Linked DNA regions of Homo sapiens: region 1 is linked to region 2. The links are chromatin contacts, found by Hi-C or POLR2A ChIA-PET in ENCODE. All regions are on one chromosome and are shown on one strand. The core of a region is the stretch at or near the end of the contact, and the rest is flanking DNA. Distances in the headings are between cores, read along the strand shown. Region 1 overlaps DSG4 (desmoglein 4). Region 2 holds the start of DSG1 (desmoglein 1).

Region 1 (7,197 bases), core at 2,071-4,570, 81 kb after region 2:
CAAAATGCTACCCAATTGGAATTCTAACAAAAAAATTGATTCTCTATTTTTATAATAATTCTAACATTTATTAAGCAATTACTAAACACCAACTATTCTGTTATAAGGTGTATCCAGAGGGTTCACATATATTATCTCATTTAATCCTCACAACTCTCGGAAGAAAATAGGGTCATTGCTTTTTTTTTTTTTTTTTTTTTTTTTTTGAGACAGAGTCTCACTCTGTCACTCAGGCTGGAGTGCAGTGGTGTGATCATTGCAACTCCTCCTCCCAAGTTCAAGCAATTTCACGCATCAGCCTCCGGAGTAGCTGGGATTACAGGCATGCGCCACCACACCCGGCTAATGTTTGTATTTTCAGTAGAGACGGGGTTTCACCATTGCTGGCCAGGCTGGTCTCAAACTCCTGACCTCAAGTGATCTGCCCACCTCAGCTTCGCACAGTGCTGGGATTACATGTGTGAGCCACCGCACCCAGCCAGTAATTCCATTTTTAGAGAAAGTGAAACAAAATTGAAGAAGACAAATAGCTAGTCTCAATTTACCCAGGTGGTGAATGGCAAAGACAAGAACCAACTGGAACTTTCTGGTCCCAAAGTCATATTTAACTGCCACCTTCGTGTCTCACTGCGTAATTGGGGGCCAGTAAAACCGATTTTAGGAAAGAACTAGCATGCCGAGACTTTTCTTCCAAGTCTGTGTACCACTATAAACTCCTTCCCAGCTGTGTGTGCCCTGCTTCTCTCTTCCAGACACATTTGTACCAGGAAATGAGCCTTCCTGGAAACAGAACATACACACTCAGGCAGATATTTGACCATTTCCCCAGTCCCCTGCTGTTGAAAAACTGCTATCACATTCTCTTTTGGATGGAGACTTCTAACTTTCTCCCTTTTTCATACTTAATTCTAAAATGAATCAGTGTCCCCACTAGAATTAGCAGTGTCATATTAAATTAGAACAAAAAAATTGGATGTGAGAATCTAAGCGTAGCTTCTATACTACAATTTACAGCAGCCAAAAGCCTGCCAGAAGCCAAATACATTTCTGGATGTGTTATCTTCATCCTGAGCCCTTCCAGAGCCTCACTCCTGGTCACTGCAGGTCAAACCCCCAGCCACTCTAACACACGCCTGTGTACCTTGTTAAGTGGTTATTCCTCATTTGTTCCTTAAACTGCAGAGACTGAGTTTCCCCAGCCTCTCCCTTTACTTTATGAAGAGACTCCAGAGTAAACCATTGTTTCCATTGCTCTTTACAATCCTTGACCTCTGGACACAATCAGAAAATCCTGACTAAAGGGCCCCACTTGCGAAGAATGAGTAAACAATTTTATGCCTTTCCTCTATTTGGCTTTCCTCCAAGAGGAAAGGTTGACCCCAGAACAATTTCCTGTTCCTAGATTATGTGAAGATCTTTAATTATACAACTTTAGACACATGTTGGTATATTTTCATCACACTCTGTTCAATGGGGAGAGAACTATTAATATTCTTACAAGCAAAAGTGCATTTGTGTATATACATAAGAAAAGCACAAGAGATTTCTCTATCAGAATAGAGGTTATCAGGCCGGGCACAGGGGCTCATGCCTGTAATCCCAGCTCTTTGAGAGGCCAAGGCAGGTGGATCACCCAAGGTCAGGAGTTCAAGACCAGCCTGGCCAACAGGCAAAACCCCCGTCTCTACTAAAAATGTAAAAATTAGCCCGGTGTGGTGGCGCATGCTTATAGTCCCAGCTACTTGGGAGGCTGAGGCAGGAGAATTGCTTGAATCCAGGAGGCAGAGGTTGCAATGAGCTGAGATTGTGCCACTGCACTCCAGCCTGAGCGACAGAATGAGACCCTGTCTCAAAAAAAAAAAAAAAAAAAAAAACTTGAGGTTCTCGATTTTTCATTTATTTGAAGATAGCATGGAATTCTATTAAATAAAAAAATGATTTGTAGAAGAAAGATCTCTTCCAATTGAAAAGTGATTTTTGAGTACATAATTTATATTCAGTTCTGTGCTAAGTATCATGTGGGGTGGTCTATTACGTGGACCAGTGGACTAGGTATTATGTGGATCTGTAAACAGATGTGCAAAAGGAATCAAAATCTCAAACCTCAAGGGTTTTGGCTGAAATTCAAGCACGGCATGCTGAGCCATCTCCAAAGAAGAACCCAAGTAAATTTCTGTGAATGTTTTTCTTATCAGCTCTTCTAAAAAGATGTAACTCTAAAACCTAAGGAAACATTCATGATGTCAGGGAGTTTCCCTGAGAAGCAGAGATTTACCTCACAGAGTTCTGCTGATGGCAAGCCTTGCTGATATCTTGACTTCTGCTGTTGGAAATGCATTGCAAGTGATGCTTAGCTTCCAGAACCCTTCTAAGCAGACATTGTTCAGCAATTCTTTCTTTGCAACTACTTTTTCATTGTGACTTTTCATGTCACCACATCAATCATTCTGGATCAAAAGATTCTATTTTTTATCCAGAATACCCATTTCAAAGGTGACTTTTCTCTGGGCATGGCATTTACTTATTTGAATATGCCCCATAAAGGAGTCTTCCTGTCCACCAGACCCGGCGACTATAATCATCATAAATTCTTTGTAAGTTGTGTACACCATTAAAAAAAAATTACGTGTTCAGTGACATCATATATATTAGCACCTTTATTCTGCTGATTATACTTTCAAAAGATTCTCAGATGTGAGTTCTATAAAGGAAATCTGGGTACTATTTATTTATTCATTCAATAGTGTGAACAGTTTTTATTTTATTCTAAAGCTTTTTTTCATAAACACCTCATTTGGAAAATAATCGTTTTTCATTTCAGCATTTTTGTATAAAAAGTCCAAAACTCCAAAATTTTATTCCAATTTAAAATCACAGCCTTAAATAATCTACATAGCTGATTATGCTAAAAGATGAACAGAAAAACATATCTAAGATACCTAATGCAGTAATAAGTAAAATTTTTTTCAATTCAAAATCTAAACAGCGTATCTCCTGGACCTTATTCTAGTGTGTGGTTTGCTTTACCATGGCTTCTTACTTTATCGAAAGAGAGTTCTTTGCTGTTTCAGAGTTTTTTATTTTCTTTCATTTCAGATGCTGGATTATGAACAAGCACCTAACATTCAGCTTAGTATCGGAGTTAAAAACCAAGCTGATTTTCACTACTCCGTTGCTTCTCAATTCCAAATGCACCCAACCCCTGTGAGAATTCAAGTTGTTGATGTGAGAGAAGGACCTGCATTTCATCCAAGTACTATGGCTTTTAGTGTGCGGGAAGGAATAAAAGGAAGTTCCTTATTGAATTATGTGCTTGGCACATATACAGCCATAGATTTGGACACAGGAAACCCTGCAACAGATGTCAGGTACTGCAACTATTTTCTTCATGTTCTATGGTTCTATCCAGTGTTAATTCATGTAGCATGCGCTAATATATGTTGGTTGTAATACTTTTGGAGGGCTTTTTTGCTTTTATTATTCCTTTGATTTAAAAGACTATTAGAGCATTTGAAATCTTAGAATTTTAAGTGTTTTAGAGGCTTCAATAATGTAAGGGCTCCAACTAGTTATAAAAGTAATTGTGTCCAGTGAGTAATTGTAAGATCAAAGAGCCTCCTAAATTACTCCATAAGTCTTTTTGATCTTTTGTGGCCAGTTTGTTCTACCCTGGACCGGGGCTGATTAAGCCATATTGTGGGCAATAAGTCACCATAAAAGTTGAGTCACTGCTTGTTTTCTTAAACCTGTGTTACTATGACTTAGAGACTAATTTCAATCCTCTGCTTAATCTAAGAGAAAAACCACAATCATAGAAGCGAAAAACAGTGTTTTAGAAAATTGATAGGCATAGGGAGAGTCAGAAGAGGAGAAATAAAAAGATAGTATTGGGGCACTAGGTACCTAGATTATATGTGAATTAGAACAGTGTAAAATATTCTGGAAATAACCACAGTGAAGTACACAGATCTTCTCTATATCCTGCCCTTCTCTATCTCCTTTTCTTCTTCCAATATTCTTAGAGTAAACGAAGTCTACTGACTTATAAGTTACCTTGATGTTCACAGTTTTAGTTATTAAATCAGTTAACAAATTGACAGACGCAAAAAAACCTGTGAAGTCTGCCAGGATGGGTGGAGGTAAAAGCAGTTCAGATAAAGGAACTGAAGACTTGAAATTGTGCCTGGTAGAGACCAGATCTTCTTCCAGTGAGGTCAAGCACTTTAAATCTATCATCTGTAACAAGATCCAGATAGTCACACTGAACAGAGGATATCACAAGCCCCCAACAGGCTATCAGTGAGGTGCTCTGAAATCAACATAGCTGAAAAGCCACAAAAAAAATCCTAAGTATACCACATACAAAAATAAATAAGCAATATGTGTTTCTGAAAATGAATAAAGGATGTTTTACATTGCTATGATTTAATAAATAGAGCTGAAATAAACTCATACATTTTATTAACAATTATCCTAGGAGCCAGAAGAGTAAAAATGATGAAATTTTAAAACTTGCAGACCTGTATATTAATGTATATATCATTGAATTTTTATTGATATATATGTACTTTTTATAAACCAAGGCAATCATCACTATAAAACATAAAAACACAATATTAAAGTTTGCCACATTGTAGCTGTTACATGATTTAAAAGTACTAACTTTCATAAAAGCATGATAACGAACTTTTTTATTTAAAAACAGATATATCATAGGGCATGATGCAGGCAGCTGGTTAAAAATTGATTCAAGAACTGGTGAGATACAATTTTCTAGAGAATTTGATAAGAAGTCAAAATATATTATCAATGGGATATACACAGCAGAGATCCTGGCTATAGATGGTAAGAAAATTTATTTTCAGTATTTTAAGAAAACTAGTACTATTATATTAAATATTATGTTATTCTAATGCTGATATTTGAGTGACTCAGACATTTTTAATGGTGTATGCAAGACTTATGGAAAGCCCTAAACACCTTAAATCAAGAATTGAAGTCAATTAAAATCATAATTTACACTGAAGCCATAGTTTATTTCATCTACTTCCAAAACTGAGTTGTATATGGCTTACAGCATAAAAGTTAAAATATAATTCATCTTCTGATTATGACTTTGTCTCTTGAGTATGGCTAATCTCACTTGTAGGGTATGTTGGGAATGTTTACTTAAAGTAAGGGCTACGTGCTCTACAAAGTTCATTTGGGGATCACCTTGTGGGAAAGCAATGTCTCCAAGAATACAATTATTTTAGATCCATTAAAACTGAACTACAGTGAGAAGCTTGTGTGAGTGTTGCTTGATTAGACATATTTCCATAGTAAGATGCTATGGACCAAGAAAGCACAGATTATTCCAAATATAAGATCCATATTAAAAGTCATAAATACAGATGCACTGACTTAACTTGTAAGCGAGCCACCTCTCACATGGGTAAATCTGTTAAGCAGTCCTCTTGGTGAGCAGCAACAGGATTTGTTTATTTATCAATAGTTAATGATTCTATGAAGCAGTGCCTAGGAAACCAGCTGCTGTAGAACCAAACAAGAGACAAAGGTCAGGAACCACGAAGGAAGGGGAAAGACAGGCGTCCAAGATACATGCCTAATGTAAGACAGATACTGTAGGTTTGCATTGAGTTTATAGCTGACCTTTCCAGTATCAAAACAAAAATAAAGATAAAGAAGCAGCATAAAATTCAAAAAGAAACCATGATAAAACCAAACCAACTATCATCTGTACATCCTGGGCTTCATCCTGTGGCGGGTAAATTTTAACGCCTGGGTCAGTTTTATAAATAACATTGTCTTATTCATTATCAGTATTCTGGAAGCTCTAATTTGAAAATGGATTCTAACCATGTTGATTGCACCCTATGTTTGCATATTGGTCATATGTGAAAAATCTTCAAATGCTAGAATAAATAATTAGTCATTCCAAGCAAATAAAGAGAGAGAAAGTGCTGTCAAAATGTACCAAGAGAAACCCAGAAACAAAGCTGATTGTTTATTCACCTAAGCAGAGTGTCTGCACTGGCACAGAGCTATCTGAATGGTTGGAATAAGTTTGCTTCAGCACACACCATCATCAGGTGAAGAGACAGACCTCTATGCAGAGCAAACTTTACTGGGAAGCAAACACTATAAGCAATAGCTTGAGCTTTGGTTGCCAATCACAAGGTAATAGAAGAGCTACCAAAGATCAAAGAATGACAAATAAAACAATCTGTGGAATAATCTGATGCCTCTCGAATGAGAAGCTAAGTGAAATCGACATCCTTCATCTAGTAAAAACAAGTCCAATGCTGAATAGGGTATATAAACATATTATACAAAATCATATAGACTATAGGTAGGCTCTCAGTTTATTCTCATTCAGTTACCTCAATGACTACTACTTAGGCACACAGAAAACATCTGTAAAAGGAATTTATTGCTTTCTCAGAAAAGGACCTAGTAAGGTACCCCAGAGACGACAACGTTCTAGTTTAAAAGCGAGAAAGCTAAGATTCTTTTCAAGTTAAAAAGAAGCAAAAAAAATTCCGTATTCGCTGTAACAGAACATAGAGTAGAAAAGTGGACTAAAAAGCTCCTGGACTCCTAATCTTTAGTCTTTGGCCCTTTCTGATTAATTATACTATCCAAAAACTTGTTTCAAGTGGATTAGGGAAAAATCTAATAGACTTATATTTGTTTTCAGAAATGCCATTTCAGAAAGAAATAGCATGTAACAGATGCAATTAAAATAAACAGTGAGCACACAAGAAAAACACAAACAAGTATTTATTTCAGCTGTGGTTATTTCTACAAACACAGGACTCAGTGAGCATCCTGAATGGAGGTTCATAACTGACCTGGGGGTCTAATTTATGGGAACAGGGTGAGATTAGAAACCAGTAAACCTTCTCGGAGGAAGAACATTTGATTTTGCGCCTTAGGATGTGTCAGAATTAGCAAAATGAAATGAGGGTGGAAAACATTTTAGGAAGGGTGAAAAGAATGTGCCAGAGTCCAGAGTAAAAAAGAAACTTGTTTAAAGAACTCAAAAGAAGCAGTGTGGCTGGAAGGTAGCACACAAAGGGAAGAGTGACTTTGGGTCACTGAAGCGGGCAGGAACCTGTCAAGCCTCCCAAGTCACGTATATGTTTCCTACAAGTTCCATGGCATCATCAGGGGATATGAGAAAGAGTTTTCTCC
Region 2 (6,556 bases), core at 278-2,777:
TTGACTCGCCACTGGAAAGCTGCAAGAGTAGGTGCAGTTGTCTCTGGTGCCCAGTGAGTCTTCTGCTATTCATGGTCAGACAACATGATACTAATATATTGCTCAGACTAAGTCATAGGTTAATACAGTCTATTTTATTTGACATTTCTCATTAGAGAAAATCGGCCAGCTCATCTTTCTAAATTTTATTTATTTACATCTGCTATTTACAATCATAAACATTCTTATTCACTGCAAATAAACATGGGCAGCCTATCTCCTCCCCTCCACACTGTATGATGGATAATATGGAAATTCAAACCACACATCTTCTTTGCCACAAATCTGTAGTGAAATGACAGCCTTCTATAGACCCTCTGACCCTCAGAGATTTTCTTCCTTTTGGAGACATTTTGAGTATCTTTTTGACCATAATCAACATCTTATCAGGTAGGTCTCTTGTTCTAAGTAGCCGTTTCAAACTCTGAGGGTGTCCAGTGTCTATGAGCTTCCTGCCACTCACAATATTTATACTAGACGTTGCCAGGGGAAGAGAAGAGAGTCCAAAAATATGTCCAAATGCTGCCCTGTGAAGGTTGCTATTTATTTTCACAAACCTCAGGGCTGCATTCAGTTTCCCGTCTACCTGTGTAGGCAGCCATTTCTTCAGTGTATTCCCTATGTTCTAATTGGCTCGCTGTACAGATTCTTGGCTCTGTGCTTAGGAATTGTCATTGACTTTTAACCCACCTCACCTGCTGAGCAGCTTTCTGTGTTTTCATTAGTATTTCAGGCACCGAATCTCATTTTTAAAGTTATTATCAGGATTTTAATTGGTGGTTCTCACTATTCACCCTTAAGTTTAGTAATATTTAAATTTTTATTTTGTTGCATTTAATAAAAGAATCATAAAGAAAGAAAAATAATTAGGGAGAGAAAATAATTTCTTTAGAGGGAAAATGGAGGATTCCTTAGACTGAAGGCTGGTCAGTTAATGGGAATTGTGACTTATGCAGAGGATCTAATAATTGTAAGTATCATGGTTTTACTTGTTTGAATTAATAACTTTAAAAAATCTCAGTCTTGCATTAGCATATTTTCTGTCTCTTAACAACCGAAAATAACTGAAACTTTCCCAACATCTACTAAAATGGAAAGTTTGTCATTTTCTACTATGACCTGAGGGTTTGGCTACAAACAGATAATGGAATGAATAAGATGAGCATTCAAGTTATACCTGCCTGTTTAATATGGGGAGAAACTAAACCACCTGTAAAGAAAGCATGGGGTGAGAAGCCCCCATCACCTGTATAACCCTCGGTATTTCTGTTCACTTTAAGAGCCTGCCACTGAAAACATTCAGTAAAGGAGTGAATCTTCCTTGCCCCATCAAGAGTCGCTTTTCAGCTGGAGGAAGGGTGTGTCCCCAAGTTTTTACCTGGGAGCAATGATGATCTTGTCAAGCATTTCAGTGAGACCAGCCCAAGTTTTTAGGGTGGGGATCCAGACTGGTTATACGTACCTTCAGTCCTTCTCCCAGAGGAAGGCAGAAACACCTCAAAGCCTGCATGTAAGAACATCTACTGAGAAATTATTTTAATCAGACACCAGCTGAGTGGGAGAAAGAAAAAGAACAGAGAAGAACAAACAAAACTCCCTTGGTCTTGGATGTAAGAGAATCCAGCAGAGATGGACTGGAGTTTCTTCAGAGTAGTTGCAATGCTGTTCATTTTTCTGGTGAGTGGATTCTGGTAAAAGTCCTTCATAATCGTGCCCATTGTAAACAAGTGAAAACTTTTTAGAAAATGTTAGTGGGCATTATTTCTAACCTAAACCCATTGAAAATGTATATTAATGACAAGATGATTTTATGAACTAGATTTTTCAATAGCATTTCTCTCTTTAATTGAAGACTCAAGATCATGTTAATGCCTCAGTGTCAACTCATTGTATTACATCTCTGACACTGAAGTCATTGCTAAGTCATGCTGGGAAAAGACTGAATTTAGGAAATTCCTATCGCTAGTTAGTAGCACTTTGTCGTTCAAAATCTCTTCTGCAAGAGGGCTTTTAAACTAAATATCACAAGTGTGTCTGGATTTTTAACCTGTTTTTTTTTTTATTTTTTTTGTGTGTTTGGTGGTGGAATTACTCTAATTTTTAAAACATAAAAATAGCACCACATAATTTAAAATCGTAGCAGTTTGTGGCTGGTCTCGCTATCCAAATAAAGTCATCAGTTGCATATTTGGTTAGAATCTGTATCACTACTATAAAAAGCCCCGCACTATTTAACTATGATTTTATTTAAAACATTTTTAATTTCAAAAAACGGCAGTACAGGAGGTTTATAAATGACATATTAAGTGAAGAAGTGGCTATAATTAAAGAGTAAGTATAATTATTATTACACTCGATCTTACTACTGGAATGTCAGTGATGACTGCGATATAAAAGTTGTGCACTTGATCGTCTGACGAATGTAATGAAATACTTTATCATTGCCCCCTTACATGTAATTAGTTTTCTTGCTGTAGAGATAATACTAAGTGCACCACTAATGTATTATGTCAATTTCACTTTCAGTGAAAATTTGAAAATTGTAATCTCTCTCATAGTAAGGTTAATGTAATTCAAAAAGGCAGGTGCCAAGTAAATTGCCCTCCAGCTTGGCAGGATGTATAGTGCTGTGGTTCACATTTGTTTCTACTTGCTTAATTTTTGAACTGGAATGTTGGGTTGGTTGGTATAATAAGTTAGATCTTTGATTCAAAGTATGCTGGTTAGTTTGAATTCAGTTTTATTAACTAAGGCGGGACATAATCAGTGGATTTAGTTATAAATGAGCATCAGTAAGCTGGTGGCTTTGGTTCCAAGCTTTCCTTCAAACATTAGTCCTATCCCATGCTCTTTTCAGTGGATATTTAGGATCAGTTGATTTCATTACTTAGGATTTGGTAGGGATCACTGATCATTATACAGTATGTCATTTGAAATATGAGAGTTTCATATTGTCAGTAATCAAGCACTTTTACTTAAAATTTCAAATAAATTTGATCCATTAAGAGCTATTATAGTTTTAGTTGATCAGCTTGTTCAGATAGGTGTACACTAACTTTCATAGAATCTCTAAGATGTGCCTTATTTGTTGATTTATTTATTTCAAATTAATTATAGCATATCAAATTTCTTTAAACAGCCACTTCCTATTTAGTCATTCTTCAATAAAATGTATCATCATCAAAATCATATATCTTTATTGAACTTTCTCTAGCTGTGCCTAGATTTTTTTTTGTTGGCTTATGGGGGTTTTTTTGGGAATGGGGGAAGAGGAGGTTACCTTATTTTATATTGAAATTAATCACAAGTCTCCCACATGCCTTATGAAAATTTTTTCTCAAAGAACTTACACTATCATGAATTACAATGTTTCATTTTCACGTTGACATCATAGGTTTTTTTGGAAAACATTTCACTTTCTAAGGTTTGGAAGATCAAAATTTATTTTAAGTACAGATTTTACCACATGGGATAATTTTGGTAATTGTGCTTTGGAGTTTCCTAATCTGTATTTTTCTTTAAAATACTTTTTTTCTTCATAAAACAACCACCACTATAGCAAATTCTTTCAGTTATCTTTCTCCTAGTCTCATTATAAATGCATGCTTTTACCAAAAAATGAAAAAAAATTTATGTAAAGTCTTTATATTCGTCTCTACTCAAAGTCAATAAGCGGGAACCTGCATTAGGAAGCGTATTTGTACAATTGTTAAGGCCTTTAAGATATTTAAATTGGTAGTGTCTTTTAAGCAAATCTACCTGAGAACTGGGTAACTATTTGTTTGCAAGCATACTGTGTATTCATCTCAATGCATCTGAAGGTTGTGAACCTTGTTCAAATGAGTGGGTTGAATCAGGGAGAACAAAGCTGGAGGAGCTGCTCTTACAGCAATCAAGATCGCTCTATGGCTATTCCATTGTTCTGACAAGTCTCCTGGACAGGCAAGAGATTACACCTGCTATAACACTGCAAGTCAAACACATTTTGTTAATTCTGCATCTATTTTTCATTCTTCTTTTTGTTTCCATGTAATCAGTGTATGGAGTAGAGAAAGGAGTTAGAATGTATTTTCTCTAGGCCTGAGAACAATGCTTCTTATGCACCAAATAAAAGAAATCTATGTGCATGTATATGACAATGGTAAAAAGTACAGCATGGTCACTGTGGGAAAGCAAAACAGAGCCAGAGGGATCTCTATGGTTTTAATGATTTCTGAAAATTACTTGCAACTTTGCCAGGTCCAATTAGTCCATTTAAGTCAATACAAATCTGAAGATGTCTTTTTCTAAAAAGGTAAATTTCTGCAGCTCAAGCTCAAAGAACAGAGAAAATGACTTTTATCTATGACCATGAATGATCTGATTATTTTGGTTCATTATAGTAACCATTTTCCCCCTCTTTCTATGGGTTAATATTTCATTTCGAAACAAACAAACAAAAAAAAACCCAACCCTCTGACACCTGATAAACTAACTCCACAGTTTGAACCGAACTGAAATTCTGTAAAATATGAGCAGGAGTTTTTAAGAGTACTTTCATCACTCAGGCTAAAATACACAGAAAATAATACACATTTCATTACATAGTTCCTAAACTTACTTGAAGACATCTTAAGTCCCCAAAATTGTGTTCACAGATGCCTAAAGCAAGAGAAGAACTAACAAATTAGTACAGACCAAACAGAAGACAAGCAAAAGAGAGAGCTCTTTGTGCTTTCTTGAGCGTGTATTATAGTGATATGTAGTATAGAGATCAGTGTTTCAGTAAAATATTTTGTAGAAAATGGAAGGAATATTTCTGTTCACGTATTCAGTGAAACTTACAAATTGCATTCAAGTGTCATCATTAACAGTTATATGGTGTTCATAAAAGCTTTATTATTTCGCTGTAGATTTAGGATTAGCATCTTCTATCACCTTTACAGAAACAAGGAGTACACATTTATCATCGCTCAATTGGTTTGAGTTGCCACAAAGTAAAAACATTTTGTCATCCCTGTTTTAGGAAAAGAGTAGAAACTAAAGCACTGAAGAATGCTGTCTTAAATCTGAAAGGCTGACCCTAGAATAAGATTCACTTATTTAACAAATCTCATCAATCTAGAAAATTATCTTATCTATACCCAGAGCACTTAATTTCTGGTAACTCTTTCTCCACAACACATTCATCAAAGACCTGGTTGCTGAGTATCCCTGTGTCCTAATAGACATTGCCTAACATATCAGCAGGAAGCCTGCTGTGCCAGGCACCGCAATTAGATTTATAATGCTCCCTCATCTCAGGGAACACCCTTGCCCAGTGCTGGGTCATGCCACCCTTGCTGATTATGCTTGATATGCAAATTCCTTCAATAGACTTAGACAGATCAAATTTTTTTAAATGCCATTGGCTGCTGATCCATGCTCTTAATTGGTCTATGAGAATAGGCCACAGTTTTTCATACTCGTCTAATGAGAAATCATATCTCTACAAATTAATGGTTGCCTGTTGCTCTCAAAACTGCAAGACTGTAAGTTATTTGAAGGCAGGTTCTGTGTCTGATTTGCCTTTGTATCCCTTATGGTGCCTTGCACCAGTGCAAGATTGCTCAAAAGATGTCTAATCACACACAGCAGAGGTACCACAAGGAAGTTTCTGGATAGTTTATACAGCTCTTCCCCCACACACTCCAAAAAATTATCACGCTATTAAACATAGAAATAATAATACTGGATTTCCCCAACATTTTAATGGTGTAGTATTAAATTCATTTTACATTTCACCTGAGACTTACTATAATATTTTCAGGCCTTTAAAAGTCTTAATCTAGTGTTGGATCCACATAATACACATTCAGTATGTACTTGTAAAATACACAAACGAAAAGAATAAATTAGAGAATTCAACCCATTAAGGTGCTGTCAACCTCAGACTGATACCCTTTGTCAGAGCAGTACAAAGGAAAGATAAGAGGAGGTTTTTAAATAAAGCAAATTGTGATATTTTAGCTTTGTTTCAAGTGCATCCTTGCGATGTATATAAAAGTTAACAATTACATTAGAATTGAATGCTTAACAAAAACGTAACAATTATGTTAGAATTCAACGCTTAGCAAAAAGTGACTTGGAAGACCATCTCACAATTATTAAATGCAAGAGATTTTTTAAATAAAAATAGCTTGTTACTCTCAAACCCATTTTTATTATGTGCAAGGAAGCATGAACTTCAATATTAAAAAGGAAAACATTAAAAATTACTGTAATTGGGGATTTATTAAAATTAGCCTGTGATTTTGTCTCCTGTAGCTTTTAAAAAGTACATAAATGGATTGGTTCCTAAAACAGAAATGAAGGGGAAACTCATTGAGGATGTATTTCAGGTGAATTATTTACTGTTTTCATAGAATTTTAGGACTAGAGGGGACTTTTAGTCTCATATACAGCTGAGGAAACTGAGCACAGATTGATTTAATGACTTACCCCAAAGTCCCTATCCACTGGGCAAAACAGCTGAGATATACTCAGTCAGCCTGATAAC

Evidence for each region. Hi-C counts contacts between places; a loop is a spot of excess contacts on that map. ChIA-PET counts read pairs that join two places held with the same protein, here RNA polymerase II (POLR2A).
Region 1: a loop to region 2 is called in a map of CD14-positive monocyte, with 2.5 times the contacts of the local background. The contact joins the enhancer-like site here to the promoter of DSG1 in region 2. A Hi-C loop is called at or near these places in 1 of 168 maps with a recorded cell type or tissue (CD14-positive monocyte). POLR2A ChIA-PET finds 5 or more read pairs at or near these places in 2 of 52 experiments (MCF 10A and PC-3).

The regions. Positions count from the first base shown.
Region 1 is chr18:31,396,176-31,403,372 of GRCh38, forward strand. DSG4 (desmoglein 4) reads left to right here. Exons shown (of 16, transcript NM_177986.5): 9 at 3,097-3,368; 10 at 4,706-4,845. The region is part of intron 1 of DSG1-AS1 (DSG1 antisense RNA 1); the gene reads right to left. Among named protein-coding and RNA genes, the nearest start is that of DSG4, 23 kb to the left of the region's middle. RefSeq lists a silencer at 2,097-2,297. Within about 2 kb of position 3,321, at least 3 of the 41 ENCODE cell types and tissues checked have a DNase peak (open chromatin) inside an H3K27ac peak, as active enhancers do.
Region 2 is chr18:31,316,633-31,323,188 of GRCh38, forward strand. It overlaps DSG1 (desmoglein 1), which reads left to right and starts at 1,528. Exons shown (of 15, transcript NM_001942.4): 1 at 1,528-1,716. The coding sequence starts at 1,669.